Regions from separate parts of the Homo sapiens genome. Here region 2 is linked to region 1. Evidence: read pairs that join two places in POLR2A ChIA-PET (ENCODE). Cell type or tissue: PC-9. All regions are shown on one strand. Each heading gives the region's core, and the rest is flanking DNA. Links, peaks and the distances in the headings are about the cores only.

Evidence for each region. Peaks named below come from ENCODE experiments on the same cell type or tissue, not always from the same donor. Only the 100,000 strongest peaks of a DNase experiment are listed, where the experiment ranks them.
Region 2: POLR2A ChIA-PET joins it to region 1 with 6 read pairs; 2 of 35 experiments call an interaction of 5 or more read pairs at or near these places.

What each region holds. Positions count from the first base shown.
Region 1 is chr2:120,433,256-120,449,087 of GRCh38, reverse strand. No RefSeq gene overlaps it. Among named protein-coding and RNA genes, the nearest start is that of LINC01101, 25 kb to the left of the region's middle. RefSeq lists an enhancer at 6,348-6,973. In PC-9, for the core only: no CTCF peak of the experiment used is centred there; DNase peaks (open chromatin) are centred at 5,987 and 6,927; H3K4me3 peaks cover 1,731 bases; H3K27ac peaks cover 612 bases.
Region 2 is chr2:120,363,538-120,379,369 of GRCh38, reverse strand. No RefSeq gene overlaps it. Among named protein-coding and RNA genes, the nearest start is that of INHBB, 25 kb to the right of the region's middle. RefSeq lists enhancers at 2,594-3,485, 5,270-6,163. In PC-9, for the core only: no CTCF peak of the experiment used is centred there; no DNase peak of the experiment used is centred there.

The sequences.
Region 1 (15,832 bases), core at 4,938-7,437:
CAGGAGCTCTCACGCAAGGAAGGGCTCTGGGCAGTTCTGCTCTTAGAGCTGGGCCCTGCCCGGCCCACAGCACCAGGCTGGGAGTTACTGCAGGTTGGGACTCCATCTGATCCGCTCCAGAGAACTCAGCAAATGCTGGGCTGGTGCTCTACATGACACACTTGAAGTTTGTAATTCATTTCCAAAGTAACATATACTCATTAAAGAAAATTTGGAAAATGCATAAAAGCAAAAATGTAATATCACATAAGAAGCATCACCTATAATTCCACCAGCTATAGATGTCTGCTTCTTACATTCTGGGATCTTTTCTTTCAGGTGTTTCTATGCCTCTATACTTTAAAAACAAACAAATAAACGAACACCAAAGCGGATTATATTAAGCACTGTTTTGATACCTGCTAAGCCGAGGCAGCTCTGTGTGATACTATTCCCCTAAGCCTTTAAGTATTCCTCATGTTTTCTAGCAATTACCCAGAGTGAAATCATACAACATCCCCTGAGGTAGCTAATCAATCCCCCCTTGCTGGGCATTGGAGTCGTTTCTAATTTTCATTATTTTACACAATACTCCCCAGCCACGGTTGTAGCTGCATCCTTGAGGTCCTCCTCAGAGCCAGATTAAGAACCGAGAGGCCTCCAAGCACTGGAATTATTTGGTGCAGTCCCGCAACAAGGTGCACCATTAAATACAAGGGCTATTCTGCTTTGCTTGAGGTATTACATTAATTTTCAAATGTATTTCTTGCTTTTGGGGGATAGCCCTGCTCTGCTGGCACCTCCCGCATAGGCTAGTTCTTTCTGATGTCTCTGCATAGCTATGACTATTACCTCTGGGTAATTTTCAGGAGAAGGAATATCAGGATCAAGGGTTCTCCAAGTGTAGGGCTTTGTGGTCCATTGCATCTGCCCGCTCACCACAGAATCCATCACCTGTCACACACCTGCACTTAGTAACCCTCTGCTGAATAATGGATTATTGCCAAACGTGCCTCCCCCCGGCCCCCACTTGGCTGTACAATTGAAATGGTATGCAACTGGACAATAGATGAATCAGGGGTATGATGATCTTGGGGACAGATGTCTTGGGCCCTCAGGTGTGCCTGAACCCAGAGGATTTGGGGCAAGGGCAGACTGTCCCTGTTCCTGTGTGATTGGAGGGTGCTGCTCAGAAAGTCCCAAGCTGCAGAGCTCGGAGTCCCAACCCTACAGAGCCAAAGAAGTGGGGCCCACACTACCTGAGGCAGAACTGGCCTGGCCACCGCCTGGCTGCATGGCCTGAAGCAGCTTCCTCTCCCCTCTGGACTCATTTTCCACATTCATAAAATGTGCACGATGAAACATGCAGCTCCTCTTTCTGTGGCTGCCACTGCCCCTGAGTGTGACCCCAGCTGCCTCTTTGACAGCTCAGGGGCTCAGGCTCTAGCAGGAAACACAACTGGGGCCCTCCGCATGGTGGCCAGGCCGGTGTGACCTGGTGCTAACCTGCTCTTCCAGCCTCATCTTCTGCAGCACCCTTCCTGAAGGTCAAAAGCAGGCTGGCCACACAGCTGCCCCCATCGCCTGGCGGGTCCAAGGCTGGCCACTTTTCTCTCCAAGGTGCCCCCATCTGCCTGCCTGTAGAAATCCCACCCATCCTTCCACATCACCCCTTGCTCCGCAAAGCCTTTCTGAAGGCACCACTTTCAGGGAACCTGGTTTGCGTTTTAAGCCATGGCCCCTATGACAGCATCCCTGGTGAGTGTACAGATGTGTCACCTCTCTTTGAAAGCAGTGGCCATGGCTGGGTTCCCTGGCAGGGACTGAATGACCAAGAATGATGGGGGAGGGCAGTGTGCTGGGGTTTGTTTTGTCTGTTGTTTTCCCAAACCGGTCCCAGTGACACTACAAAGCCAGAAGCACAGAAATGCACACAGAACTGAAGACTCAAGGGTAGAAGATTCTTAGCCACCAAGACCTCACTCATGGTGGAAACGTGCAGAATTCTGAGATGTGGGCAAAGCCATTGCCAGGCCCCTTCCAGAACTATGCCCTGAGCTGGGACAAGCCCCTCACTTTCCCTCTGCGCACTCTACCTGTTTCCCTCTTGAAACAGGCCCTTCTTTCAGGCCAGCTTGGCCTTCTCATCTCTGCAGCAGTATCTGCCCACATGGCCACCCCCCGATTAAGACTGACTGCCCCAGCCACCCTGCCCACCCAGTGCCAGCCCACCCAGCACCTGGCACAGCAAATTAACTCGGGAAGGAATCCTTGACAGGCAGCTCCCATGACCTTCTTCTAGGAAGCCATCCCGGACTGCTTTGGCCCTTAGAGATCTCTTCCTCCCCCAGCCCCTGACAGAAACTAGTCTTTGTACCACGCTTGTGTGATATTTATCAATTAATGTACCATATTACAAGATTGGGGTTTTTTTCCCCATTTGGCCCAAGAAATGCATGTTTGATAGTAAAAACAGGGTTGGACAGAGGTGGATGATGTACTAGGAGGACTAGCGGGGAGCTGCGGACCAAAATAGCTGAGCCTCCAGACACAGCACTGTAACCTGTTGCTGGCGGGCCCAGCAAGGCTGTGGCCTTGGATGAGGTGGCCCTCCACAGCAGAGGCCTCCCAGGAAATTGACAGCTGGAGCTGTGTCCTGGCCTTACTCGCTGCAGCTGGGCAGCAAGGACTTCCGTGGCAGAGGCGGGGCTCTTGGTGATGCATGTCATGTCCACCACAGACAGGAAAGGAAGATTTTAAAACAACCAAGGGCCAGGTGCAGTGGCTCACGCCTGTAATCCCAGCATTTTGGGAGACCGAGGAGGGCAGATCACTTAAGATCAGGAGTTCAAGACCAGCCTGGCCAATATGGTGAAACCCCATCTCTACTAAAACTACAAAATTAGCCGAGTGTCGTGGAGCACACCTGCAATCCCAGCTTCTCTGGAGGCTGAGGTGGAACCTGGGAGGAGGAGGTTGCAGTGAGCTGAGATCGCACCACTGCACTCTGGCCTAGGAAAGAGAGCAAGACTCCATCTCAAAAATAAAAATTAAAATTAAAACAACCAGGGAACAATTTTAGCACTCAGTTCAGGGATTGCCAAACTATGGCTCCCAAGCCAAATCCAGCCCCCTGCCTGTTTTTAAAAATAAAGTTTTATTGGGACACAGTCGCGCTCTTTTTCTCTGGTGGATGTCTATGGTCTTTGGCTGCTCTGGTGTTACAAAGGTAGAGGTGAGTCGTTTCGAGAGAGACCATATGGCCCACAAGGACAAAAATAACCACAAACTGGCCTTTTATAAAGTGTGCTGACCCCTGCTCTAGTTGACTCCTTTGGGGATGGAAGCCTAGCTCATGATGATTCCTTTAGGAGTTCACACCACACACACACACACACACACACACACACACAGAGGCACGCACAGGGACAGCACACAGTGTCATTCCCGTGCTGTATTTAGTGTTCTGGCCATGATTCATTGGTCTTGGAGAATGCACTTGACTCAGGCTGAACCAATCAGATTCTTTGTCACAGAAATGTGAAACCAAGCATCAGGTACTGGATGGCCTTGCTTGATGGGAAAGATCACAACTGCTCTTGCCCAGGTCTCCAGAGCTGCCCTGATTCCAACCTTCCTGATGTTCTAACCTCAGCTCCACCCTCCTTATTATATGAACTTGAGCCAGAGGCCAGAGTGAGCCTCAGTTTTCTTATCTAGCACAGCAGGAGACTAGACTGAGCAGAAAGGGTCACTGTGAGGATGAAATGGAAGGATGCACACAAAGTGCCCAGCATAGCCACTGGCACCTGTTAGATGCTAAAAATGGGAGTAGCATTTGATGTAGCAGCAGCAGCGATGATAGTAGTTGCAATCATCATAATAATATTATTACTTTTTGGCATCGCCAACGGCCTGCTGATCTTCCCTGTCTGGATCCCCGAGCAACACTTCCAAGTCTGTATGGCAGAAAGTGACCCCATTACATCGCCATCTCTGGTAGCCAGCCTCCAAGGTGGCCCCAAGCCCCCAGCCTTCTGTACTCCAGCGCTGAGTGCCCTCCTCTCACAGTGAATCAGAGCTGGTCTGCAGGACCAAGTAAGTATGAGGGAGTCTCCTGGATCTCATGAGGGGAACCAGACACCATCTCATGAGGACACTCAAGCAGCCCTGTGGAGAGGCCAAGTGGGGAGAACTTGAGGCCTCCTGCCAACACCTAGCACTGCCTTGGGAGCCATGTGAGTGCACCATCTCAGAAGCGGACCTTCCAGCCTCGGTCAAGCTTTCAGGTGACCACAGCCCTGGCCAACATCCTGATTTAACCCCATGAGAGACCCCGAGCCAGGACTACACAGCTAAGCTGCTTCGAAATTTCTAACCCACAGAAACTGGGAGTCATATAAAATGTTGATTGTTGCTTTCAGCCACTACATGTTGAAGTAATTTGCCACAGCAAATTAACACACTATATAAACCTGTCTGTCCTAACACGTCCTTGTTCCAGGGAATGCCATTCCCTTCCTCCTCATCCCAAAAGCTCACTCACTGCAGTCTCATTTCTTTGCTGCATCCAATCTGCTGATTGGACATCTCTTGATGCCAGCCTCTGTTCTCTTGTCCCATTACTCTTGGAGCAATAACAGCCTTTTACTGGACACTCATCATGTGACAAAGTACCTACTTCATGCCCTGTTTTTGGTGCTGAGTTTGCTCACAGAAAGTCACAACAACTGGAAGAAATAAGTTTGTTGTCCCTGTTTTTAGAGTGGAGACACCTGAGACTCTGAGATGCTCAGTAACTTGCCTGAGTGCCCAACCCCTCCCCAGCAGGTTAATTAGAGAATCAAACTAGAATACCATTTTGCCCCAAAGCCCATGTGCTTTCACCAGTGGGCACCGAGGCAAGGCAGCTCAGCTCTGGCTAAAATGCAGATCCGACCATCTGTCCTGCCCTGCTTAAAAGCCGACAAAAGTCCCCCACCCCAGTGCCCCTGTCCTGTCCATCCTTCAAGCTCAGGTCAGTTGCTGCTCCTTGTGCCTGACACCTCTCATTGAACACCATCTTCTCTCCTGGTAATTACCCATTTGCTCTTGGTTTAGAGATGGGCACACATTCCATCTCCCACAGGAGACAGTGGGGTTCTCAAAGGAGAGACCGCCCAAGGCCCACTTGGTGCACACAGACCCATGGGAAAGGATTTACGTATGTGGGTGGAGTGACTGTCACATAATTAATAACTGAGTCTATGAGTGAATATGCTCAGAAATCAGTGATTCAATGAATCAATAATGAAAAGCTTTCTAAATGTGTGGCTTACGTCATGAATGAATGATGGGTTGATTGAATAGGACACTGCCTAGATTTAGGGTCCTGAGACTGTATATGTGTCTTTGCCAACAGCAAAATATTTTATTACATAGATGATCGAGAATAGTATTCAAAATATTTAACAAACAGTACACCATGGGCACCAACCGCTCAGGATGGATGCCTCCATAGGCTGGGTCAGGCAGAGGGTCTCCCGTTGGGCCCCTTCAGTGCCAGATCCTGGGAGGCTGGGGGCGTGTCCCAGGAGAAAACTAACATGGCGGAGGGCACAGGCGGCACTGGAGAAGCTCGCGCACAGCCCCTTATCAACCTTGCGGGAGCATGTCAGTGTGGCGCACCGGGGCCTGCTGGCGGATGCAGGCCCGCATGTGGAGTTTTCTGAGCATATCCACGGCCAGCCCTGGGCTGAGCTTGACTTGCAGGAGCTCATTCCATCCTCAAAGAGCACCATGAGGTTGGGACTACCGTTGTCCCATGTTACAGTGAGGCACAAGAGGTCGCACAGCGAGTAAGTGGCGGAACCACGACCTGGCCCAGGACTGCCTAGCAACTGCTGGGCAGCCTCTCCGCGCAGCGTGAGGCCCCAGAAGCCCGGGCCTGCGGTTCGCCTGCGCGCGCTACCTGCGCAGGTGCTGGGCGGGGCCGGCAGTGGGCCTGGTCTTTCCGGGCCCGGGATTGGTGGAGGCTCCGGGGCTGACAAGGCGTGGCCGGAGGCTCGGCCCTCCCCAGTTTCCTGCTCTCCCGAGCCGAGTGGCTCGCCCTGATGCGGAGCCCGGCGGTCACGGGAGAGAAGGTGGCTGTCAGGCATGCCCCTGGCGCCGCGACCGCGCCACGGACGGCGTTTTCCAGGCGCAGTTGCCACTGTCCACTTGCCACTGACCAGCCGTGGGACTTCGGGCAAGATGTCACCTCTCCGAGCTAATTTTCCCCATCTACGAAATGGGATGACGACGACGTGCATGGCCTTTCCGGCCTGGTGTGCAGATTAAAGAAACACCTATATGCAGGGACCTGGACATTTACTGTCACTCTTCTACATTGTTGGAAGCCCTGGGCAGTCAGGAAAGGCCACAAGTGGCAGGGGTTGGTGGACTCTTGCGCCTCTCTGTCCCAGTGGGGGCAGAGTGGGGAGCTTGGCTGGGTCCCGCGCCCCTGGCGCTGCGCTGCGCCCCAGCCTCCTGCTGCCACCCCCAGCCCTCCGAACTCCTCCAAAGGCCGAATCATTTCTCCTTCCTTTTCGCTTTTAATCACAAAATAATTTTGGTGCCCAGAAGCCTTCCTCTCGGAGGAACATTTGTGCGGGATGATATCAGCCTAATTAAGCCTTCAGCTTCGGGGCTTGATTTCTTTCCCCCCAGATCCCGGCGCTCCCTGCCAAGCAGCCCTGGCCGGCCAGGCGGCCGGCTACCTGCACTTGCCGGGTTCTGGAGCCTTCGGGGCCCGTGCGCCCCCCTGCCCCCGCGCCGTGATTGATATCTTGATTAGGCGCCAGGAGTTGGCGGACCAGGTGTTACCTCGGCGCGGGCTGGAGGCGGCGCGCTCTGCGAACCCGGCCCTGAAAGGCGCAGGCATGTTCCGCGGCAGCAATGAGCCTTTGTTTGCCTTGGCAGCGCCGCGGCCTCCCTGGGGCCGGCCCCATAAAGGGTTTCTGTTCGGGCTGGAGGACTCATTGTCAAAAAATTGTCCCTCGAAAAATTAGCATGGTACAGTGGAGAAAGCGGAACGCCCGGCAAATGACAGCTGCTGGCCCCAGACAAGGTCCAGAAAGCGGAGTTTTGCGGGGTGCCCGCTCCCAGAGGCACCCCTCCCTCCAGGCCTGGAGAGGGACGGAGGGGTGGCAGAAGGGGCCGGCAGGGCAAGGGCAGGCAGGGGTCAGATGGGGAGTGCAGCTGGAATTGGGGTTGATGGCTTACCTTCCCTAAAAGGTGGGGCATCTCCCAGGGGCCAGGAGGCCAGGTCTTTGGTATGGGGTGTTGGAGGGCTTCTGAGCCAGTGTCAGGACCAGAGGGGCAGCTGGGTTGAAGAAGCGGGGTGAGGTGAGAGGGGGGAAGAAAGAGAGAGAGAGAGAGGGAGGGGGGGGAGAGAGAGAGAGAGAGAGAGAGAGAGAGAGCGCCTAAAGGTTATGTGGTTAATTGAACATCAACAGCCACAGATACGATTATGCCCCTTTGTGTCTTTCTCCCAGTGTGTTGATGGAAAAGTAACTAGATTAAAAGGGCCGGGAGCTCGGGTTGGAGGGGCCGGGCAGTGGGGGGAGAGCCCTTCTGAATGCCGACCCGGGGCTCCCGCAGTCCCAGCAAGGAGGGAAAACAGTCAATTAGAGAGGAGAGAAAAGATGGAGTGAGCTGTGGCTTGGCATTTGCATAAAGGCTGGGCCCCAAAGCTGCCACCCTTCGAGAGGGGGGCAGGGGTTCCCAGGAGAGAGGTTGGGAGTGTCATGGGGGTGAGGCACATGGTAACTGTTGAAAGTCTCCGCCCGAGGCCCCTATGCACACATTGCACATGAAGCCGAAGTAAGGGTTACTGGGTGTGTGTATGGAGCATGTTGACGTCTGCGCGTGCGTATTCTTGTCATATCTGTGAAGTTGCAGACATCCACATTTCAAGTGGATTGCACCTGTATAGCTTGTGTTGGCCTAACTCTCTGTGTTGTGACCATGTGCACAGATTTATGTAGGTGTGAAAAGACAGTGGGGAAAATCCCGTGGGGCCTCTCTGATGGGGCCCAAGAGCATGGCTGGGTCAGGGGGATGTGGATTTGCTGACTCGATCCCACCAGCACAGGCAGGCCATGGCCTCGAGGTTTCCTGTGGCCCTAAGGAGCCTGGACCTGGAACTAACCCCCAGGCTCGCTGGGTACCTGAGCTGCCTGGAAAATCTTCCCAATCTTTCCAGTCCCCTATTTCCATTAGGCCCTGACCCCCTAACCTAGCCCGTCAAACAACCTCGTCTCTGAACAGGCAGGTTTTAGGCTGAAAAGACAGAATCATACCAACCTGAGATCCAGTGCCAGCTCCGGCTTCATGACCTCACACACATAACCTCACTCACACACAGCCCAGAACCAGGGAGCCTGTGCTCTCGGAGAGACTGTCCCCTCATGAGGAGACAATGCCATCCAATTATAGGACTGTTTTAGGGCTTCAGTGAGATCTTGTACTGAAGTGGGAGGGAGTCCATACTACAGCCCAGCTTGCCTGGGACCGCCCAGGTTACGCCTGGGGTCCTGCATTATTATTCATAGTGCCCCACACTCTCAAACATGTCCCGCTTTGGATTACAAATTATATGGCTACCCCAAATATAAGTGGGGCCGCAATAACTCTTCTTCTCTCCCCTTCCTCCTTGCCTTCCCTCTTTGATTGTCTGATTGACGCACTGCTCCACTACTCCAACCCTCTCTGCACTCCTGGCATGAAACTCCTGGAGTTCCCTGATGTCCGTCACACCATGTGCAACAGTAATAGTAGTTAATGCGCAACAGACACTCAGTGGCTTAACAGCTGCCCGGGAATAGAGCTGCCTCAGGGACTCTGGGTGCAGCGGACTGCCCTCTGCCCGCTGGGTTTAGAGCAGGGCAGGGCATAGGAAGAGAAGTAAGGCCTTCGACACCCCTATGACCGTGGGCTACTACTGACAAACAACAGGGTAGGGCCGTGTTTCTGCATCCACTGTCCATTGGAATCGTTCTTTTGTGTGGACAAGCCCTTCCTCCCCTATTGCAAAGTGATTCCCTACCCATCCAGGCCTGAGACTTTTGTCTTTCCCTGAGTACTGGGATCCAGCCTCAGTCAACATTTCACCATAAGAACGGCTATGATGCAGGTTGTGGAGGGCCTCACTTAAACAAGCACGTCGCTTACGTCACGGCAGACCCACAAACAGGCCCTCATTGATTTGTTGTAGTTGCTCCTGGTTAGGGACGTTCACCACGTAGACCAGGGCCCTACATAGGTGACTCAAGAGGGCAGCCCGGGTGCCTGGGAGCAAAGCGCCAAGCCTTTGTAGCCAGGAGGCACTTCAAAGCTAGCTCCCAAGGGACTTCTCAAATAGGGCTAATGGGGCACACGAATTTATCCCTGCCTACTCCTGAGACACCCTGGCATGACAGTAAAGAGATGTTTAAAGGTGAAAATCTGCTAAGACAAAGAGTATGATAGAGGAGGCATCAGTAAAATTTCAGAAGCTTGAATGCAGATAGGAGAAGGGTCGTTTCTTTAGCCCTGTGGAGAAAGCTGAAACCGAGGTTTATAGAAAAACAGGAAGTCCAAAAAGCCGGCCAGAACCCCAAAAAAGCTCCTAAATTGGAGACATGTACAGAGATTTTTAAAAAAATTACTTTGCCTATGAAGGATCAGGCAAAAGAGTAGCACTGGACAATGGTTGCTTAAAGACAGTGGAGCAAAATTTTGAAATTTTGTATGCAGGTAAATTAATCAAGCATAAGGGTAGAATAAAAATGTGGGTCATAAAACTTCTCAAAAATTTACCTCCCATATACTCTTTCTCAAGAAACTACTGAAGGATGAGGGAGGCTTTGGGAAAGCTAAAAAGATGTAGCAGAGGTTCAGAATCCTCAGTGAAGGAAGGCTTCCTGGAGGAGGGGGCATTTGGAATGGATCTCAAGGGATGGGCAGGGTGTCAGTGAGTTAAGGTGGGGGATGGAGCAAGGAGAATTTCTGGGTAATGGGAACAGCATTGGCTCTGGCAGGGCGCTAGGGGAGGGGGTTCAGGGTTGTCTTGCCACTGGTTTGGTGGAAACAGGGAGAGATGCAGTTGGCTGGGGCCTGACCACAGCAGGCTTTGAATGGCAAGGAATCAGGACATAATTCTACAGGCCTGAAGGACCGTGAAGAGGGGCCCTAGGGCTGGGAGATGAGAGAGGCTGGAGGGGCCCCCAGGAAGGGGGCCAAGGCAGAGGGAACGCAGGTCTCCAGGCTGGGTCTGGGCGCTGATGAGATCACGTGTGAAAACACCACGTCACAAGGGGCCTCCTGAGAGGTGTGGGCGAGCCAGAGTGAAGACTGTTGGGTTGGAGGGACTGGGCAGAAGCCCAGCTGTCTGTTAAATTTCCCAGGAGAGGAAGGCTCTGAGCAGGGCAGAGGGACTGGGTGGTCACCAGGGCATAGAGCCACCCGCTTTAAAGCCCCTGGGTGGCCCCATCCTGGGCCTGCAGGACCCACTCCACACTGCTCCTGGACCACTGGACCAAAGTGGAGCCAGACCCCGAGGCCCAAGGCTCCCAATGACATTTCATCATCCTCCAGGCTGTCTTACCACCCAGTGCCCTGCCTTTCACCCTGTGAAATAAAGCCACTGTTTGAGAATGCAACTGGGGTCACCACCTGGCTCCCACCCCCCACTGCCAGCCACACCATGTTTAAGAGGGCTGGGTGTGGAGCGCCGGCACGTAGCAACAGCGTGCAACCCAGGCAAATTACCTCCACTTCTCAACCTGTAAAATGGGATTTACAGTAGCTCCTGCCTGCTGGGGTGGTTGTGAGGATGAAATGAATCTGAATGGGGTAAGAGTTTAGAATAGAGCCCAGAACCCAGGGAGCCATTGCTATCATTATCCTTATTAATATTACTGCTGAGGCTTAGAGAGCAAATAGAGCCAAGGATGACTTTGGGGGCAGCTGAGCCAAAAAGTGGAGATCCAAGAGTTTGCGTGGCCTGGACTGACCATGCAGCTTTGCAGGGTCTCGCTCTCCTCTGTGGCCTGGCCGGATGGGATCCCATGTCCTCAAGGCCTGTCCAGAGACCCAGCCCAGAAGCCATGCTGATTGGAAGGAAGTCACAGTCACAATTTCTAGGGGGCCGTGGACAGCAGTGGGCTTGATCGGGTTTGGGTTCTGACTCGTCAGAGTTCCTACCCTGGCCAAGGGGACCCTACCCCACACTGGGGCCACCTGCCTTCCTGCTATCCTTCAGTATGTGGTGGGGGATAGCCCTTTCCGAGGGATCCACCCAATGGGGATCCAGGGTGGAAGCGTTTACAACCCGGCACGCCCTCCCTGGCATGATTTCCCCATCACTCTGTCCCACCCACGTCCCCGGGCTCCTTGGCCTGGTTTCCAGGAGCTCTGTGTGTGGGGGATTGAAGGGTAGTCATTTTGTAGTATGGGGAAGATTTCAGGGCCAGACAGACGCTTCAGGGCTATACAGGAGCCCTGTGAACATAGCCATCACCAGTCACTGCCTCAGGCCTCCGGGGTAACACAGATAAGAGCAGGGAGGGCTGTGTGGACACTGTCCCTTCAGGCTTTCAGAGGAAGTCCAGCTGCTCAGCACTGCCCAGGTGTGGCAGGGATGACACCTCCCACTCCAGATACCATTTCATCTGAGGGCTTAGTCGGTAATTTGGGTATGCTGCCACCAGGTGGCTCCCCTTTAAGGCCCTCTCTCCTCAACTACTGAGCAAACCTTGGATTCTGTCCTAGAAGAGAGGATGTTGGGCTTCTCTCCTTACTCATGCTGGCCCCTTGTGGGCACCTGAACACCAGGCCTCCTCCGCCTGGGTATCCCCCAGCCCCTTCTCCTGCTCTTTTATCTCTCTCTCTTTGTAGCCCCATCTACCCCACTCATCCTAGGGTCAGGAGTTCCTAATCCGAAACAAGCCGAAGCTCCACTCTGCCCCTCCCAGGCTCATCCCAGCCCTGCCCAGCTGAGCTTCCCTGAGAGGCTGAGCGCTTCCTCCACTCCTGGCCAGCACCTCAAACCACCTCCCCTGCTGCCTTCCCCCAGCCCTGGGACTCCTCCTCTCCTCTTCTGGCCATTTTCATGGGACTCCCCCTGCCAAGATCCAGTCCCAAAAATTCCCTGAGCAGTCGGGAGGCAGGTCAATAAAGGTTTGCTGAATGAAAGATTGGGAAAGGGGCAAACACATGGCTGAGGGACTAATCGGTGGACACATTTTTACTGGGCACCTATTATGTGCCAGGCCCTGTGCTGGCCCAGGAGGTGAATGAATCAGTGAAGAAGAGAAGTAAAGGGGGATGTGAAAGCCCAAACACAGGAATGGCTGGAGAAACGGAGCAGAGGAGGGGACCAGCAGAGGGGTGGGTGGCTGGCTGGAGGGGTGGGTAGGTGAGTGCTTCTCATGATTTGCTGGGGAAGAGCCAGGTCACTTGGCCAGGGATTGAGAGAGGCAGTGTCCCCAACAGGACCCAGACCAAAACAGATGACTCACTTATATGTAAGGCCTTGGAGAACCAGCTGCTGCAGGGGAGGGGCGGGGCAGAGGGGGGTGCTGGAACCAAAATTGTGCTGTGGGGGCACCCTGGGGAGCTTGAGACAAGGTCAAAACAGGCCCTGCACAGATGGAAACCGGTGCAGATTAGGAAGAAAAGCCTGAAGACTCATCCCAGAAAGCAGCAGTGACTCATTTATTGAGCACCTACTAGCTGCCAGGGATGTCCTATAAATCAGTCCTAAGCCCCAACAGTCCTGGGCAGGAGAGTTACCCTCACCTTGCAGAAAAGAAAAAGAGAAGCTGAGTGGTAAAATGACTGATCCACAGCCACCCAACAGCAAGGGCCAGAGTCGAGACTGACCCAAGTCCTCTCTTGGCTGGGACCTGCCCCTCTGTCAGCTAGCGCATGCATTCTTGGAGAGACCCAAGGAGATGGTGACCAGCATGGAACAGACGATGGAGGGAGGTGGGCAGCAGGGCAGCCTCCCAGGTGCCTGCAGAGCATAAGCCAGCAGGGAAGAACCACTGGGTGGCCAAGACACCCCAGTGCGGGAGGCCTGGCCTCTGGGGATGCCTGGGTTTTGCCTGTGGGGTTGGTACTCCCTCTGGACAGTCACAGGTGAGTGGCTTCCCCTCTCTGAACCTGAACTTCTGCATCTTTAAAAGGCAGAACACACGCTCCCAGAGTGACCTTCTGTCCACTGGGCTGGATGCAGTCAGCAGCAGAAGCTCGCCTGCCCTCCTTGCCGGCCCTCCCTGGGGTCATTTGTGCTTTCTGGTCAGCCTGTCCAGCTGGCTGACGCCAACTGCCCAGGGCCCGGACACCTTGGAGAGCCGGCCATGATGCTGATGCAAATGTACAGGTAGGCCACTGCTTTATCACTGATGAGGAACATCCCCTTCCCTCAACTGCTTTTCCACAGGGCAGGCAGGGCAAATATTCATATCCCGTGCTGCAGACAAGAATGCAGGTGGGGAAGGAAGAGAAGCTGACCTTCCTGCCACAAGCTCAGTTCTGGGAGCCTCTTGTGGGTGGTTCCCCTCATCCTCCCAGGAGCTCTGAAGGGTGAGTATCATCCCCATTTTGCAGATAAGGAGACTGAGGCTTAGAGAGCTTGGATGCCTGGTCCAAGGTCAAGCATCTCATCAGGGTCTAGACTCGATTCAAACATGGGCTCTCTAGCATGCTATGTGACCTTGCGTGAGTTCCTCCCTCCCCCAGCCTCCACCTCCTCACCTCTGGGATGAGGAGGATGGACAAGGTGAATTTATCATTGAGGTCCTCCCAGCTCTGGCAGTTTGGAAGCCTGTGCCCTCACCGGAAAAGAGCACCAGGCGCTGTGTCCTCACAGCCAGGCTTGGCCCCAGCTCTGTGACCAGCAGCCAGCGCCCCTTTCATGAGTCTCAGCACCGCATCTGCAGGCGGGGAGATGGCTTCGGCTTAGCAGGTGTGCCAAGCGCTGATGCAGGTGACACCCGTGGGGCATGGCCTGTGAGGGACCAGCATGTAGTTCTCCTGGGAACACCTGGGGATGGGCCCGGAGACTGGAGCCCGGGAATTCAAAGCCTGGTTCCTGGGGTCAGGGGGCTCATGAGGGAGCCTCTGGGGCTCTCCTACCCTTGGCTAATTTATTGTGATGCAAAAATCAGACTCAGGGCGGCAGGAAGCAGAGCCGAGTGCCAAGCACTCTTCCATTCTGTTCTGTTCCACATATTTTCAGTATTTATTGTCCCCATATGTGATGCTGAACATTAAAAAACATGTTGCTGAGATTCCTCCAGAAAGGGCTGACATTTCACAATATTCCTCTCATGCTGGGGATTACTGCTCAAGATGATGAAAACGTGGTTTATTCAAAACAGATTGGGGCAGAAGAAAACAATGGCATGGCCCCCGGAGAGGCTCAGCGCGCTCCCGCTCCTGGGAGAGACAGGCGGTGCACCTCCGCCAGGAGCTCCAGACCCGGGGCAGCCTCTGTCCAGTGGGGGCCTGGATTCAGAGAGGGAATTGAGCCAGGCAGACCCAGCGCCCACCCTGGCCCTGGCTGGCTCCCGGGGAATGGTAATGGTCATTGCTTGTGGGGTGCTTCAAAGTACCAGGCAGACGTACCAGGCTAAGGACCCCAGCACCACCCTATAACATCCTTTTCCATTTTAAAGAGGGAGAAACTGACTTCAAACAACTTGCCAAAGTCTACAGAGCTAGTTGGTTGCAGAGTCAAGATTACTGATTTAGGTTTCTGTCCAAAGGCCCTGTTCTTAACCATGGCCACAAAACAGAAAGCATCCTGGGAACAGAGGCAGTTGACTTGCTGTGTGATCATGAACAAGTCACTTTACCTTTCTAGGCCCCAGTTTCCTCACCTGCAAAATGGGGGTGAGAACCAAGCCTGCACTGGCTGCCTTGAAGGGATGTAGCGGGTCCAGGAATGGGGTAAGATCAGAGAGTGGTGTCTCGGTTTCCCTCCCAGCGACATCACCATGGGTTGGGAGGCTTCAGTGGCCAGGCTGGCTCAGCCCTCTCTTGCAGAGGGCCTGGAGCAGGTGATTCAGGTCTCTGGGTCTCCTTTTTGAGCTCCGTAGAATGAGGGGCATGGGCTCAACCACCTTGAAGGAGGCTCAAAGAGTCCTGGCTTTGGGCAGACCTAGCCCTGCCACTTGTGACCAGGAGCCTTCCTTTGTCCAAGCCTCTGTATGCCCACTGGGGGCAGTTGATTGTGCCGGCGGTCACCGTAGAAGGTAAGTGTCCAACACAGAATCCAAAGGCAGTATCCAGAGGACATTGTCCAAGGGCAGGGTCCAGACCCCAGAGCCCCTTCCAACCCCCTCCCAAAGCAGGGCAACTGTTGGGGGGCCCAAGAGATACTGTGCCACCCACTAGGTGTCCCACAAGGAGACCCACGCAGCCTCTCTGCAGCCTCAGGCCCAGAGTGTGGGCCTGTCTTCTGGGGGTACATGCCTGGTTGTCACTGGGGGCCCAGGGACACGGTGCCACCTCGGGCCCCTTTATTCTCAGGGCCTGCATGTCCTGGACGACAGTGAGCACTGGCCTACTCCCCTGCTTATGTTTTTGGAGGGCCTTTAGGTCTCCATGAAACCTTGACATCTACAACCTGCCCATTTTATTCAGTCCTTGGCAACAGGGGCAGGGGAGGAGAGTGGAAAAGGGAGAGGTGGTTATGCCAGAGATGCGGAGACCCTCGGCCATGTGGCAAAGTCAGGCTGCAGAGTCCGGTTCACAGTGACCACAGAAGGTGGTACCCTCGGCTGTAAGTGCCCAGGGCCTTTGGTCCTAGGGACAGCTGTGCAGAACGTGGTGGTGCCACAGG
Region 2 (15,832 bases), core at 6,941-9,440, 72 kb after region 1:
GGTGGCGCCCTGTTGGGGGCTGCCTGAAGCACACACACTTGCTGGGACCCCTTGAAGTGGCCCTGTCTGCCTGCAGCCTGCCGCAGGACCCACAGCCACACTGCTGGGCCCGGGGTGCGTGCAGCCTCAGCTCTGGAGTCACCGGCCAGGCTGAGAAATAGGAGGATCAGCAGAGGTGTAGACCCCTCAGCCTTGTTCTCTCCCCCCAGGGCTTTAAGTTCAGGGAACAAGCCCGGCTAGGTGGCGAGGATGGGAGTGGGGGCACAGTGGGGAGAAGGAAGGAGAACATCAGAGCCCCAGGCCACGGAGTTGGAACTGGGGGTGCCAGAAATCAATAAGTCTGGGTTACCTGACCCTTTTTGAAGGTGCAAAGGTCAGTCCTCTCCCAGATTTTCATCCCTCCCTCCGCCCCTCCCCTCTAGCCTGCACAGGTGCCCTAAGACCCCTGCCTAGCCCAACCCACCTACCCCTCTCCTCTGCCCCATCCTCTAGACGTGCTTATCCGTGCTCTGCCTCAGCCTGAACACCTGCCCACAGTGGTCCTAGCCTTCCAATTAAACCTGGAGTCCACAATTTAGGGCAGCTGTGTGTCCTTGGGCAAGTCACTTAACCTCTCTGAGCCTTGGTTTCCTCAAATGTAAGTGGTGGTAAAGATCTCTCCTACTCAGAGGAATGGTTGGAGACCATGTTTATAAAGGGCACTGTCCTCTTCCACCCTTCCTTCCCTTTCCCCTTGTCAGGGCAGTAAAAGCCAACATCACCCTCGCTGGCTTCTTCCTGCCAGCCTCGCCTCCCACTTCTCCCCAAGCTAGCGTCCTAGCTGCTCCCCACTTCTACCCAGCCATGTTCTCCCCTAGCCTTTGGCCTGTGCTGAGCCCTTCTCCTGCCCCTCCAGTTACCCAGAGCCTACCCCCTACCCCAGTCAGAGAGCTGGCTGTCAGAAGGCAGGGATGCAATTTCCGCTTCTCCTGCAGAAGTCCTGGGCTGTGTATTGGCAGGTGCATCTGCTGACCTGACATCCCAGCCCCAGCCACCACCCATGTCGGGACATCGTCTCCAACCAAGGGCCCCATCATCATGATGAAAATGATCGTTAGTTTCCTGCCTTCCACGCGTCAGGCATTTTACAATCCTGACTCACTGAATCCTCACAGCCCAAGTATAAGTACTTATCAACCCCATTTTACAGATGAGGAAACTAAGGCTCAGAGAGCTTGGGTAAGTGGCCAAGAGTGCCCAGCCAGAAACAGTGAGTCAGATAGAAGCCAAGATCTGTCTGGCTCTGATGTTTAGCCTGTGCACCTGCAGCCATGCGGAGGCACAGGCTGAAGGGGGCAGACCCCAGCTCTCCCTGGTGAGGGGCAGCACCCGATAACCCTTGATGCCCTGGACAGTGGGCCCCCGGGGGAGCAGAAAAATGGAGCTCCAGGCTGGCCGAAGGCTCATCAGGTCTTCGGACTCTTGTATGAGGCCTCCATTGTTCTACCTGTAAATGGAGTGAGACTGGATCCACTAAACCATGCTAGAGTCATAGCGAGTTGAGGCCAGAGAGGAGAGCGCAGCATGGGGCCGGTCAGCCAGCTGCAGCCATGGGAGACTGTGAGAGACAGAGCAGCAGAGCCATTGAGGCAGCCCCAGATCCCAGGCAGGGAGCAAAGGGAGCAACGGCAATCCAGGCAGGAGCCAAAGAGAGGAGCCAGATGCAGGAGTGCAGACCGGGGTGTGGGAAGAGAAAGATCCCTGACAAATGGCTCCCGTTTTCTCAGGGGAGGGTGTAAGGAGGGCATCCCATGGGGTCAGAGGCTGCTGGGGACAGAGGGGACGCAAGGAGTAGAGAGGCGCTGGTATGCAGCTGGCACGTGCTGGGGCAGAGGGTGTTCAAGGGCCCCTCCCCACCAGGCTCGATTCCTCTCACCCCAACCTCAGGAGCTGCTGGAACAGGAAATGAACTTCTGGGCTCCTGCAAAGAGAGCCCTCCACTCCTGGGAGTAGGGGCGGGCAGGGGTGGGGGCTGCAGAGGGCTTTGGCAGGCTGGACGTGGGACTAGCTGCCTGTGGCCGGAGAAGGGAGGGGTCTGCAGGGTGGTATTCCCACTCCCCACATTAGGTGGCCCACAGAGGGTGTGGGTGGGAACGGGAGTGGCCAGACCCTCGAGCCAGGGGCAGGGGTACATGGTGCCTCCTATGGGGCCTCCCCTCCGCCTCAAACCTCCATTCAAACCAGTCATAGAGCCTGACTTTGTTGGGTCATAGCCAGGTGACACTGGGGCATTCAACCTCATTGCAGAGAGAACAGAAGAGGAAAGGCGTACATGTTCATTGAGCATCCACTACACAGCAGGTGCTATGCCAGACTCTGAAATTAGGATGCCATCAAACCTCTAAAACAGCCCTTTGAGGAACATGCTATGACTCCATTTTACAGATGGAAGAGCTGAGGCCTAGGGAGGCTGAGGGATTGGCCCCTGCTGCATCAGCATCGTAGTTCAAAGGTTGAGATCTGGGCCAGTGGACTGGCTCTAAGCAGCTGTGGCTTGGGGCATTTTACTTAACAGCTGTGCCTCAATTTTCTTAGCTGTAAAATGGAAATCCTAACAATTCCTCCTCCTCGGGTTGCTATGCGGGTCACAGAAAACCATCACTGCGGGTGCCAGGCACACCACGAGGGCTCGCTGAGCAGAGGGATGCCCGGGGGATGGAGCCTGAAGCTCATACCTTGTCCTTGTGCTGGGCTCAATCGCATCCACCTGTGGCACCAGTCTTTCCAAGACAGCATTTCTTTGTGTTGGTTTATTTTGAAGTCATTGAAGCAGTGGGAGTGAGAAAGGCAGGAGGGAGTGGGGCCCAGAGGAGAAGGGAGGAAGGAGGGTGGGCCCCCCAGGCAGCAGAGCAGAGGGAAGAGGAGTCCACAGCGGGTGAGAGGGGAGATTAGACACTAGAGAGGAAGGAATGCCAAGGTCACCAGGGTTAGGCTGCCTGGGGCCGCCAAGACCGCCTGAGACGTGGATCATGACCATGCTCTCTGGGCTAAGTCACCTATGCGGTTCAACTGGAGGAGGGGCGCCAGAAAGTCCCTCGTCCCTGGGGAAAGACCCCCCTCTGTGGTTCTACCAGTGCCCCAGTTTCCACCATTCGTGCTGAAGCAGTCAGTGGCGGAGGCTGAGTACGAACTCAGGTCACCTGGGCCTGCCCAGGGCTTAGCCTCTGCTTCCTCACCCCGAAGGCCAGGACCCTCCTGCTTTCAACGTCTACCTTCCACCTGGCCTCTGGGCTCTGTGATTCTGATGTTCCTCAGCACCCCTGCCACTCAAAACTGTCTCCTGGGGTGAAGTGCCACGTGGGGTTTGCAGGGAGGGTCGCTGCATTGCCAGGGGTGGGTGACAGAAAAGGCATTCAAACACCCTCAGTCCAACCTGCTCACGTCTCATGGGACAAACTGAAGCCAACCGAGGTGGGGTTGGGCAGGGGGTTGGGGCTGTCCTGCCCAGGACCACACAACAGGGCAGTGGCTGAGGCCCTCACCCGGCCTCCAGGCACCTGACCTGCTGGCCGTGTAGCTGGACTGGCTCTGCCCAGGAAGGACCTAGGGTTCACTAAGCCCTGGTGGGCAGGAGTGAGACCCAGCACTGAGGCTGCTCAAAGCCACATGCCAGCAAGGGGTCCCCATTCGTACCACCCAACCCTGCAGGAAGACCTCCTGTGCCCAAAGGACAGATAAGGCAGTGAGGACTTGGGGGCGCCCAGCTTGCCAGGAGGCAGTGAAGTCAGGCTTGGTGGAAGTCCAGGGTTGACAGGCTCTGTGGCAGCCCCCAAGGCTCTGCCAGTTGAGAAAGACTCATGAGCTGGTTCTCCAGCCCCTGGGGGGCGGGAGCCTCTCAAGGAGCTGGGGCAAAGGGGAGCTCAAGCCTGCCCTGGCCAGCCCACAGCCGCAGCTGGAGATCAAGAAGCCCCCGGCCAGCCTCAAGACACAACAGCGATAAGGGGTATCGGCCGACAGCTGGGGCAAGGGAAGGAGCTGGCGCAGGCTCTGGGCCTGGGGACTGGGGGTGGGGGATTCTCCTTGGGGAGGCAGTGAGGGGCAACCTGGGGATATCCCTTCTCAGAATAGATGCCCCAAAAGTTGTCAACGGGACCAAAGTGACCCAGACACTTGGCCCTGTCCAAATTCTGGGCTGGCCACACCCTCAGCTCCTCGGCAGCCACAGGGGCAGGTGTCTTATGTGAACGGTAGACTTCCCAGCCAGGGAGAAGGATACTGCCTTCAGCACATGGCACCAGCCCCAAGCCTGTCTTCAGGTTCAGAAATGTCTCCTGGTGGGGGTGAGGCGCTGTAGCCAGGAGGCAGCCTGGACAGGAGTGGGACACCCCTTGAGACAGCCCATCTCTCTTGGAGGTGCTGGGGACTGACTTCCACTATGGAGGCCTGGGGTCGCCCAGCCCAGGCCCAACCCCCACTCCACAAGTATGATGACCACAGGCAGCTCACTTCCAGCCTTGGTACCTCAGACAAGAACATCCCCTTTCCAGGGGTTGCTGCGGGGACTCAATGGGGCTATGTGGGGAGTCTGCTGACTGCCTTCTGGTCTCAGTGGTGGAGGAGACATGAGTGGTTCCTCAGGGCTGGCCTCCTCCCCTCCCCTTCCCAGGGAGTCCCGGGTCTGTCCAGCTTTCCTCTTTGCCTGGATCGAAGCTCTCCTATACATCTAAGAACTGTCAGAGCCACTGTCCTATCCAACAGCCCTACAAAGTCTTTGATTGAGGTTTTCCTCTCCATTCCACAGACTAGGAACCAGAAGACCGGGAGGCTGGGATGGGCTACTCTGTGCTGGGGACAGGCTGGTGCTGAGGACCGGGATCTCAGTGGACCCCCAGACAGGGCACACCTTCTGAGACAGCACAGCCCCAAGAAAGGGGTCACATCCCCTTCCAGGCCCCAGGGGGATTTTTTTTTTTTTTTGATACAGAGTCTCACTCTGTCACCCAGGTCAGAGTGCAGTAGCACGATCTCGGCTTACTGCAACTTCCGCCTCCCGGGTTCAAGTAATTCTCCTGTCTCAGCCTCCGGAGTAGCTGGGATTATAGGTGGGCATAACCACGCCCAGCTAATTTTTGTATTTTTAGTAGAGACAAGGCTTCACCATGTTGGCCAGGATGGTCTTGATCTCCTGACTTCGTGATCCGCCCACCCTCGGCCTCCCAAAGTGCTGGGATTACAGGCGTGAGCCACTGCGCCCGGCCCCCAGGGAGGTTTTGAAGTAAAGACAACTGGCCCCTCCTCCAGCCCCACCTAGGACTCCTTGTCACTATTCTAATTGTGCTTCCCCTCCCACTCTCACACAAGTCCCATTCCCTGAGAATCACAGTACTTAAGAGCTCAGACACAGGTGCCTGCTGTGGGACCTTACTCAGGTTTCTTAATCTCTCTGTGCTTGGATTTGCTCATCTGTAAATTAGGACAATTTAGGACCCACCACATGATCCTGCTATGAAGTCAGTGTAAAGTGCATGGAGCAGAGACCCGCCTTGGTAAGCACTCTGAGCACTTGATCACAGCTCCCCTCAGCCTCCACCTTGCCCTTCTCTCCCTGAATGCCCTTCCTTCACGGGAGTAACTCCGGCTCATCTCTCAGGACCTGGCCCGGGCACCGTCTCCTCCGTAGAGCCACCATTCACGTCACCCAGCCCCCACCCAGCGTCACCATCCCTCCCCCTCCCTCTGGGCAGCTGGGGTTTCTTCCCCATCAAAGGGAAAGTTTCCATGCAGGCCTCCCCGCTGTCCTGGAAGCACTGAGGCCAGGGGTTTATTTCACTCTGGGGCTTTCTCTAGTATGGGCTTGGCAAGGGCCGGGTCCCAGGAAACATTTGCATCACCAAAGCCAACTGTGGGAGTTGATGTCTTATTGTAATGGTTCTGCTGCCAGACCCTGGAAGTCGTTTTAGTTCTTTAAAAAACATTCTTTTTGCATTGCAATTAATTTTTCTGCAAGTAAATTCATGAATACATTATCCTTATAAAAGAAAAAAGCAAAAACTATGCATAGATATGACTAAGATCCCCTCAGAAATCAAGCCCATCCAAGGCCTTCTTCTCTCCCTCCCCAGAGAGAACCGTAGGCACTGGGGAGAGCCAACCTCTTTTCCTCCTTCATACATGTAAATGTGTGTCCACAGGAAACATGCAGAACTCTGTGTGTGTCTGTGTGTGTGTACGTCTGTGTGTCTATGTGTGTGCCTCTGTGTGTGTGTATGTCTGTATGACTGTGTGTCTGTGTGTTTCAGTATGTGTGTCTATGTCTGTGTGTCTATGTCTGTATGTCTACGTATGTCTGCATGTATGTGTCCGTGTGTGTGTGTGTGTATGTCTATGTGTGTATGACTGTGTGTCTGTGTGTCTCGGTGTGTGTGTCTATGTCTGTGTCTGCATGTGTGTCTGTGTGTGTGTATGTCTGTGTCTATGTGTCTGTATGTCTGTGTGTCTATGTGTGTCTGTGTGTGTGTCTGTGTTTGCATGTCTGTATGGGTCTGTATGTGTGTGTCTGTGTATGCATGTCTGTGTCTGAAACACTCCCAGAGAACAAAACACAATGCAGCCCTGTGGGGAGGAAGCATATTTGACTTTCCTTAACCCAGGATGTGCAGGCTCAGGAGATGGTGGAGGCCTTGAGGATATTTACTTCACACCAGGTAAGACCGTGTAGAGCAGGCTCTGAAGCCCTGGAGAGTTCCTTCCAGGTCAACATGGAGGTGCTGAATTCTCTGATTAAAAAAAAAAAAAAAAAAAGGAAGCCACCATCTTTAAACTGAGTCCCTCACCCTCCTTGTTTCTCCATCAAGTTCACAAGGCTGCCTTAGGATAATTTATCATGTCCTGCCTAAAGCACCTCGCAGCCTCCGCACCGTGGCCGTCCCCATGCTAACCCATGAAGAAAGCAAACACGAGTCAGGCCACTTGGTTCGTGCTTGCTGACCGCTGGCTGGCTCCCGTTGGTCACCTCCCTCTCTCCTGCTTTCTCTCAAAGCACTGACCTCGCCTGAGAACTGGAAGCTGCAAAGCGCAACACTGCATTTCTCCCCATTTAGTTTCAGGGGTTATTTGCTTCATTCTAACCTGGGACTCTTGCTGATCTCCAACCTCCTGGCTGCCCTCCTGGCCTGGGGAGTCCCCAGAGCTTACCTGCGCGGTTCTCAGCCTGCTGGGCCAGGCTTCCCCCACACGGGGAGGCAGCGGTCTGCTGGTGGAGGCTTCACTCCTGCCTGCCTCATGGGTCACCATCAGGACCAGCTGGCAGCAGTCTCACCCCTGCCCTACTGATTTCAGGACTTACCTCCTGCTCCCAGCACTGGGGACCTCTGAGCAACGAGTTCTGGTGGCCCCAGACCCACACAGAGCCCGCCTCTTGCTGAACTTTGTGATGGCCTTAACCCCTTTCCTGGCTCTGGGACTGCTGCCTTCCAACATGACTACATGCCTCCTGACCAGCAGCCCTGTCCAGCCACACCAGGGGAAGTGAGGAGGAAGTAACTGCCCTCAATGGCACGATTGGGGTGGAAGGGTGCAGGAGCTGGGTTGAACCAAGAGGGGCATTCTGGGGGGTGGGAGGAAACAGGGTCTGGGAAAACAGAGGATGGCATTGGAGTCAAGGGAAGTGAGGAGGCACCAGTACAGGTCGGCAATAAAAGGGAGGGAATTGAGTGAGGGCCCCAGAAGCTGAGTGGAGAAGCTCTAGAATCTGTGGACAGATGGAGTGTGGGCCCCTTTTCTGTGCAAAAGTGGATGTGCTGAAGGTTCCGGCCAGGGCCCTTAGACATGCCTAAAATAAAGGCATCCAATTTGGAAAAGAAGAAGTAAAACTGTCTCTATTTGCAGCTGACATAATCTTGTATATAGAAAATTCTAAGGAATCCACTAAAAATCTATTAGAACTAATAAATGAGTTCAGCAAGGTTGTAGAATACAAGAGCAATCCACAAAAATCTATTCTATTTCTATGCACTTGCAATGAACAATATGAAAATAAACATTTTAAAACATTCCATTTACAATGGTATCAAAGTATACTTATGAATAAATTTAACCAAAACATTACAAAAATCATACCCTGAAAACTACAAAAATGTGTTAAAAGACATAAAGGACGATGTAAACAAATAGAAATACATCCTATGTTCATGGATGAGATGACAATACTCCCCAGATTGTTCTGCACATTCAATGTAATCTCCATTAAAATTCCAGCTGGCATCTTTGCAAAAAGTAATAGGCTAATCCTGAAATTCACACAGATATTTAAAGACTCTAGAATAACCAAAACAAAATTAGAGGGTTCACAATTCCTGATTTCAAAACTTACTACAAAACTACAGCAATTAAGAGAGTTTGTTACCAGCACAAGGATAGATATATAGAGCAATGGAATAAGTTGAAAGTTCAGAAATAAACCTTCGCATTTCCAGTCAACTAATTTTTTTAAACTGTGCCAAGATAATTCAATGGAGAAAGAATTGTCTTTTGAACAAATGGTACTGGGGCAAGTGACTATCCACATGCAAAAGAATGAAGCTGGATAGGAAAATCAAGCCAAAGACCTAAATGTGAGAACTAAACTATAAAACTCTTATAAGAAAACACATATAGGCCTGGCGCAGTGGCTCACACCTGTAATCCCAGCACTTTAGGAGGCCAAGGTGGGTGGATCCCAAGGTCAGGAGATTGAGACCATCCTGGCTACCACGGTGAAGCCCCATCTCTATTAAAAACACAAAAAATTAGCCGGGCGTGGTGGCACCTGCCTCTCGGGAGGCTGAGGCAGGAAAATCGCTTGAACCTGGGAGGCAGAGGTTGCAGTGAGCCAACATTGCATCACTGCACTCCAGCCTGGGTGACAGAGCGAGACTCCATCTCAAAAAAAAAGAAAAAAGAAAACATACATATAAATATTCATGACTTTGGATTAGGCAATGGGTTCTTAGATATGACACCAGTAGCACAAGCAACAAAAGAACAAAAGAAAACAGATAAATTGCATTTTACACAAATTTAAAACATTCATGCATCAAAGAACATTATCAAAAAAGCAGGAAAAAAAGCAGAAGGGGAGAAAGCATTTGCAAATTATACCTCTGATAAGGGACTTGTCATCAGACTATATAAAGACCTCTTACATCTTGGTAATAAAAAGACAAATAATCTAACTTAAAAATGGGCAAATGATCTGAATAGACATTTCTCCAAAGAAAATATACAAGTGGCCAAGAAGCACAGGAAGAATGAACAACATCGCCAGCCTCCAGGAGAATGCAAATCAAAAACACCATGAGGTACCACTGCATACCCACTAGGATGACTATCATCAGAAAGAAAGATTCTAATGAGTGCGTTGAAGAAAATGTGGAGAAATTGGGATCCTTGTGCTTTGCTGGTGGAGATGCAAAATGGTACAGCCACTTTGGAAACCAGTTAGGTGGCTCCTCAAAAAGTTAAACATAGAGTTACCATATGACCTGGCAATTCCACTCTTAGGTGTATGTCCAAGAGAATGGAAAACAAACGTTCACACGAAAACTTATACATGAATACTCACGCAGCATTCTTCAAAATAGCAAAAAAAGTAGAAATAACCTAAATGTCCAGCAATGAATGAGTGGATACACAAAACGTGGTCTATCCACACAAGGGAATATGATTTAGCTGTAAAAAGAAATGAAGGCCTAATACCTGCTGCAACATGGATGAACCTTGAACACGCCATGCCAAGTGAAAGAAGCCAGACACAAAAGGCCACACATTGTATGATTGCATTTCCATAAAATGTCCAGAAGAGACAAATCTACAGCGACAGAAAATAAACGAGTGGTTGCCTGGGGGTGTGGAGGTTGCTGAGGGGTCGGGAGAAGGGAGTGGCTGCTGATGAACATGGGTGACAAAAATGTTCTGAAATTGTGGTGATGATTGCACAACTCTGAACATATTAAAAACCATTGAATTGTACACTTAGATAAGTGAATTGGATGGGATGTGAATTATATTTCAATTTCTCTGTTGTAATTGAAAAACAAAGCAGCTGTGGACTCATAAAGCCTGGCATTGGAGCTGGGGAGGTGGGCACAAGACTCTTCAGTTGTACACCACCCTTTCTGGCCTCCTGTCAATCCACCTGACCCTTACGTGTTCACCTTCTGGGGAGTCTCTTCCTCAGCCTTGCCTCTGCTCCTCTGCACACAGTCACCCCAGGTGACCTCAGGGCCCAAAGGCTTCAGGGTGAGGGAGGAGTAGGGGATGAAGTTGTAAGTTTTAGACACTCCTCGCCTGCACTCCCACCTATATGCTCCCAGTGTGCAGAAAGCTTCCAGTTCCCTCCTTCCATCCAGGACCTCTCTCCTGAGTGTCTGGGTGCCAGGCCCATTTCCATCTCTTCTGATCACAATGACAAGGACAATGACGATGATGGAGACCGTGACTATGATGATGGTGATGTCGAAGCTTGCTAACATTTATTGGGCATTTATTATGCACCAAGTCCCTTTATATGCATTATCTCATTGAATGCTCACCACAACCCGAAGCGGCCAACACTGCTACTTATATCCCATTTCACAGATAAGGAAACTGAGACTAAAAGAGGGGGCGTCACTTGCCCAAAGACACACAGCCTGGGAAATGGAGGAGACGGGATTGAAACCCAGGCAGCTGGCGCTGGGGCCCACACCTTTAAGCGCCATGCTGGGTTCTCACACTCCAACACTCAACTCATCCCCTTGGCCACCCCTCCAGCCTCCCTCCACCCTCCTCCCTCTTCCCCTCACCCAGCCACTGCCTGGCATGGGTTCTCCTCCCGAGTGTCCACCCTGGCTGTTCCTCCCCGACTCTTCCCTCACCCTGAAAGCCCTCCGGGCCCTTATCTATACTCTTTTAAGGCTGAAACAGACCCTGAATCCCCTCAGGCTTCTAGGTGGCCATGGGGCTGCACCATTCAGGCCTTCAGTGCCTCCTGGGTTCACAGGGCAGGCAGGTCCACAAGGCAGAAATGACTCAGGCCCACCCCCTGATGCCCAGCTGTGTTCTAGGAATCGGGCAACATTTTGATATGAGGTGATTCAGGGCCCAGATAAGCAAGGCAGACATGCAGCCTGACAGACACACTGACAGACAGACAGACAGGCAGAACATGAAAGCTGGAGTGCATGGTCCTCAGACCGCAGATGCCTTGGGTCCTATGCAGGACCTGTCTGAGCTCACATGCTCAGGAATTAGGTTCTGAGGACAAGCCCTGCTCCTGTCCCTGGGACCCTACAAACCCCCCAGGACCAGCCCCCAATCCCAGCCATGGGGAGGAGCCCCTGGCCCCGCCTGCCTGCTGACGGGATCTGTCATTTTCTGTGCCAACCACAGCCCTTCCCCAGGGCTCAATGATCTAGTTTCTCTTTTCCTACCTTGGAAATAGCTCATCACAACAGTTAACCCACAAGCCCTCCTGAGGGCGGAGGGCCCCCCACCCCCAGGAAGAGAGTATCATGGGCTAGGAATTTCTGAGGGCACAGCCGGCCTTGGGTGATAGTCAAATAAATTTTTCTTGAGTGACAAGGAAGGAAGGAGAGAGGAAGGAAGACAGGGAGGGAGAGAGGGAGGAGAGATTCCAGAGGCCCCTGGTTCATTGAGCGTCCTTGCATTTGTTGGCTGAGTTTACTCTTGCTTGTCTCCTAGTCACTGTGTGACCTTGGGGAAGTAAGCAGTGTCTCCGGACCTCCTTTCACTGGCAGCCAGTGAAAAGGTTAGAGTAAGTAAGATTCGGCCCTTGCATACCTCCTGAGACTTCAGTGATGCGATCCCAGGAACAGGGGCGTTTGCAAAGCCTTCTGAGAATCTGGGAGCCAGCAAGGTGGACCTCCTCTTGACAGCCATCTCCCTCCCCACCCATTGTCACCTGCCGACATTCTTGCCAGGCAGCCCACAAGATGCAGGAGAGTGGCTCGGAGAACACCACCCCCGAGGCAACCCATGGGACTGGGCCCATTTGCTCAGGTAGGGCATGGGGACTCCCTGCCCTTCAGACCTTCAGGACGCTTGGCCAGAACTGCCAGTTTCCCAGTCTGCTTGCATCTAGAACCTCCCCCCGACCCCCATGCACAGTTTCTACAAATTCCCCACTTCATTGACTCATGGCTCCCCCTGCCCATCCCATTCCCCTGGTGACCCAGGCTGCTGGCAGGCAGACTTCAGCCCCTTAACCATAGCCTGAGCATGGGAAATCCAATGGCTCTCATCATTGTGTGAGTTTGGAGGCTGTGCTGACGCCTGTGGGGCCCTCATCTGGGAAGGATGAGCTTCAGCCAGCTCACTCCCAGCATGCGGCTTGCCCCACCCCATGCAGCATCCCCCAGAGCATCCTCCTACACACACACACCCATGCACACACGCATACACACACAAGCGTGCACACACACACATGCACACACACATGCACACACGCATACACACACAAGCGTGCACACACACACATGCACACACGCATACACACATGAGCATGCACACACGCACATGCCAGCCTCCACTCATGGGAACTAGCCCCGCAGGTGTCCGGGAGTTCTGGCCCATAGACGGCTCTGTATCCTCTTTCATGAGAAATGAGGCCATGGGGAGGAAGCAATGGGACAAGACCTGTAAACCCACTTCATGACCTAATGGAGACTGTCCCCCATCTCCCAGCCCCAAGGACAAGAGGCCTAAGACGGCAAAGACAAAGAGCCCCAGCTGATTCTGTGGCATGGCTCCAGGGCAGCCTGGGCAGGGAAGGTCAGGGCTGTGCAGGTAGGTCCCACATGTCACCCTGGAGGGCAGCAACACAGCCTCCCACATTCAGCCCTTGGAGGTTAGCCATTCAGTTCTGGCCTGCCCCAGAGACCCTGGTCAGTCTCCTGCTTGGACCTCCCTATCGCCCCTCCATAGCACAGCCCACAGCTATGTGGCCCTGAGCCTGCCTGCCCCTCGCTGCCCTGCCTGTCTGTCTTTGGAGTCCAGCTAAGTCTGGGCTCTTCTGCACATCTCCACACCACCTGGACATTGCAGGAGCCTCTGGCTGGGCTCGCTGCCCCTCTCTCCCCCTGCCAAGGTCCATTCCCTACACAGCAGCCAGGGGATCCCTTGAAAGAATAAGTCAGATTCCCACACCCTTGCCAAAGTCCCCTCAGTGTTCCTCCCCACAAAGGCCGCTGCCCCTGTGACCTGTGACAGTTGTGTCCTCTCCTAGATCACCCCAGCTTGACTCTACCAGGCTTCTGCAGTTTCTCCACTAGAGAAGCCCTTTACTACCTCAGGGCCTTTGCACATGCTGTCCCCTCTGTCTGGAATGCCTGACCCAGCCCACCCTGACACAGCCACTTCTATAATCAGCTCCTTCTTTAGCACTCAGCTGAATTGTTCCCTCTGAAGCTCGGCGTTCCCCACTACCCCATCTGAAGCAGGCCTCCCTGACTGCAGCGTCGATTTACTTGTCCGTATCTGTCACTCTCACTAGATAATGAGCTCTGTAAGAACAGGAACTATGTCTGCTTCATCAGCCACTATGGACCCAGTCCCTACTACAGAACGGACACCTTGTAGACATTCAGTAAGGAGCTGTGGAATGAACAGAGGGTCTCACAGATGAACACAGACACGAAGTCACAAATGGGAAGCCAGCACTGGAGTCAGCTCTGCCTGTCCCAGCCCCCTTGGCCACCTGCTCACTGCTCATGGGAATAAGAGTCCACAGTGCTGAGTGCTGCCACGGGCCACCCGCCACCCTCGGATCGCCTTGTCAATCTACACACTGTTCCTGTGACGTGGGAGCTATTATTAGCCCACTTTGCTGATGGGAAAAAAGAGGCACCTCTGTCACAGAAGAGCAACCCTTAGCAGAGGAAGGAGTCCCCGTAGCCCCCGGCAGCCACAGAGCAGGCCAAGGCACAGAGGCACAGGGGGGACCAAGGGGCTAGAGAAGAGTGACCCTGGCTGGCCAACCTCTGTGTTGCAGACCACGGCTTGAAGCCAGAATGAGGCTGGCCGCACAGAAGTCTCAGGGACCCCCAAGGACGGCTGAGAGTCAGGGACCTCCGTGCAGCTCTGAGAGAGCCATTGCAGGGCTCAGGGCAGAGCCAATTGGCTGCAAACTGCCTGGTGCCCTCAGGTAAGCCCCAGTGGTTTGCACTTTCCAAGTGCCCAGGGCACAGAAGTCCTGACCGGCAAGTCTCTCCCCAGAGCCCACACCCCAGTTGGTGGTCACCTCAGGGAAGACTTTTCAAAGAGGTCACACTACTCAAAGTATGGTTCTCCCAGCATCTCTGCTTCCCCTGGGAGCTTGTTAGAAATGTTCTCTCCAGCCCAGCCCAGACCCACAAAGCCTTAATCTGCTTTAGCAAGACACCCAGGGCTTCTGTGTCACAGTCAAGCTTGAAAATCTCCAGCCTGCTTGTCCAGGCACCTCTCCTCACCATTATAGTACCATTCCTGGCGGTCAGCAAGCATACCCATCAATGGTGCAATTGACAAAGATGGTCACTGCAGCGTTGTTTATCAAGGGCAAAAACTGGAAATATCCTAAATATCCAACAATAAGGAGAAAGGGTCCTAAATTAAAAGACAGCCACCAAAATGCTCTTTTTGAAGAATGACGGCACAGGGGCAGCGCTCATACTGTAATATTATATGGAGAAGACAAGCGTAGCAGCGCACACACAGTCACGTACGGCAGTCGCACACGTGTGCAAATTCACCAACATGTTAACTGTGGGCACCTTATGGTTGCTGGGATTATGGGTGATTTTTTGTTTCCTTTTACTTTCCTGGGTTTTCCTAATTCTCTCCATGGATATGCCTTACAATCATGATAGTGAAGCCACCAATGAATGATATTCTTATTTAAAAATGAAAATGTGAGTGTCCCTTTAAACAGATGCTCACATTCAATTCATCCGCTGAAGGGCCTTGCAAATGAGGTTTCAGACGCTTCCCAAGGCCTTGAGGTGGGAGAGTGGGAGGAGGGGATGTGTCGTGAAGCAGGTATGAGGGGCAGGGGCAGCACAGGCACCTCCCAGAGGCCTGGCTTGGGGGGACATTTGGGGAGTGGGGGGCACTGCAGGTCAAGGCCACATGCTCTGGGCCTTTGCCGCAGCTGTGTCCACTTCCGAAAATACCTTTCCCTCTGCCCTTCTTTTCTGACCAACTCCCATCTGTCCTGCAAGATTTGGCTCAGGGACCACCTCTTCCAGGAAGACCTCTCAGATACCCCCACCCCCAGAACACTGGGCTCCCGCAATAACCTCTTGGGCGCCCTACAAAGAACTGTGAACATGTGATGGAAGATGTTTCAGACACGCGTCATGGCTTTGTCTAGCACACAGGACCCCTCAGTCACCAGCCCCTGAGAGGACCACAGTTCTCGTCCTATTCCCCACTCACCTGGGCACCCCTGCCGTGTGTGTCCACTGATGTTCCTGCAGCTACCGGCTCTGGCCTGGGCACTGCCCTCTCCTCTGGGTTCTACCCATCAGTTACAAAGGGCCGACATGCAAGGCCCAAGCAGAGCAGTTTCAGAAAAACATTTAGGGAAAAAAGCCAAGTGTTCCTGGCAGGCCCTGGTGCCCTCCTGACCCCCACATCAGCCCTTGGGTCTCAGAGCCCCAATTGGCAAGGCCCCAGGCTCCAGACCTGTCCAGATCCCCCCAAGCCCCTCGGTCTGAAGCCTGGCAGCAATCCAAGGCTGGGCAGGCACTCATGGTGCCCAGGTCTCACTGAACAGCTGTGTAAGAATGAAATGAGATGAGAGAGTGCCTGTTCCATGCGTGGCCAAGAGAACACG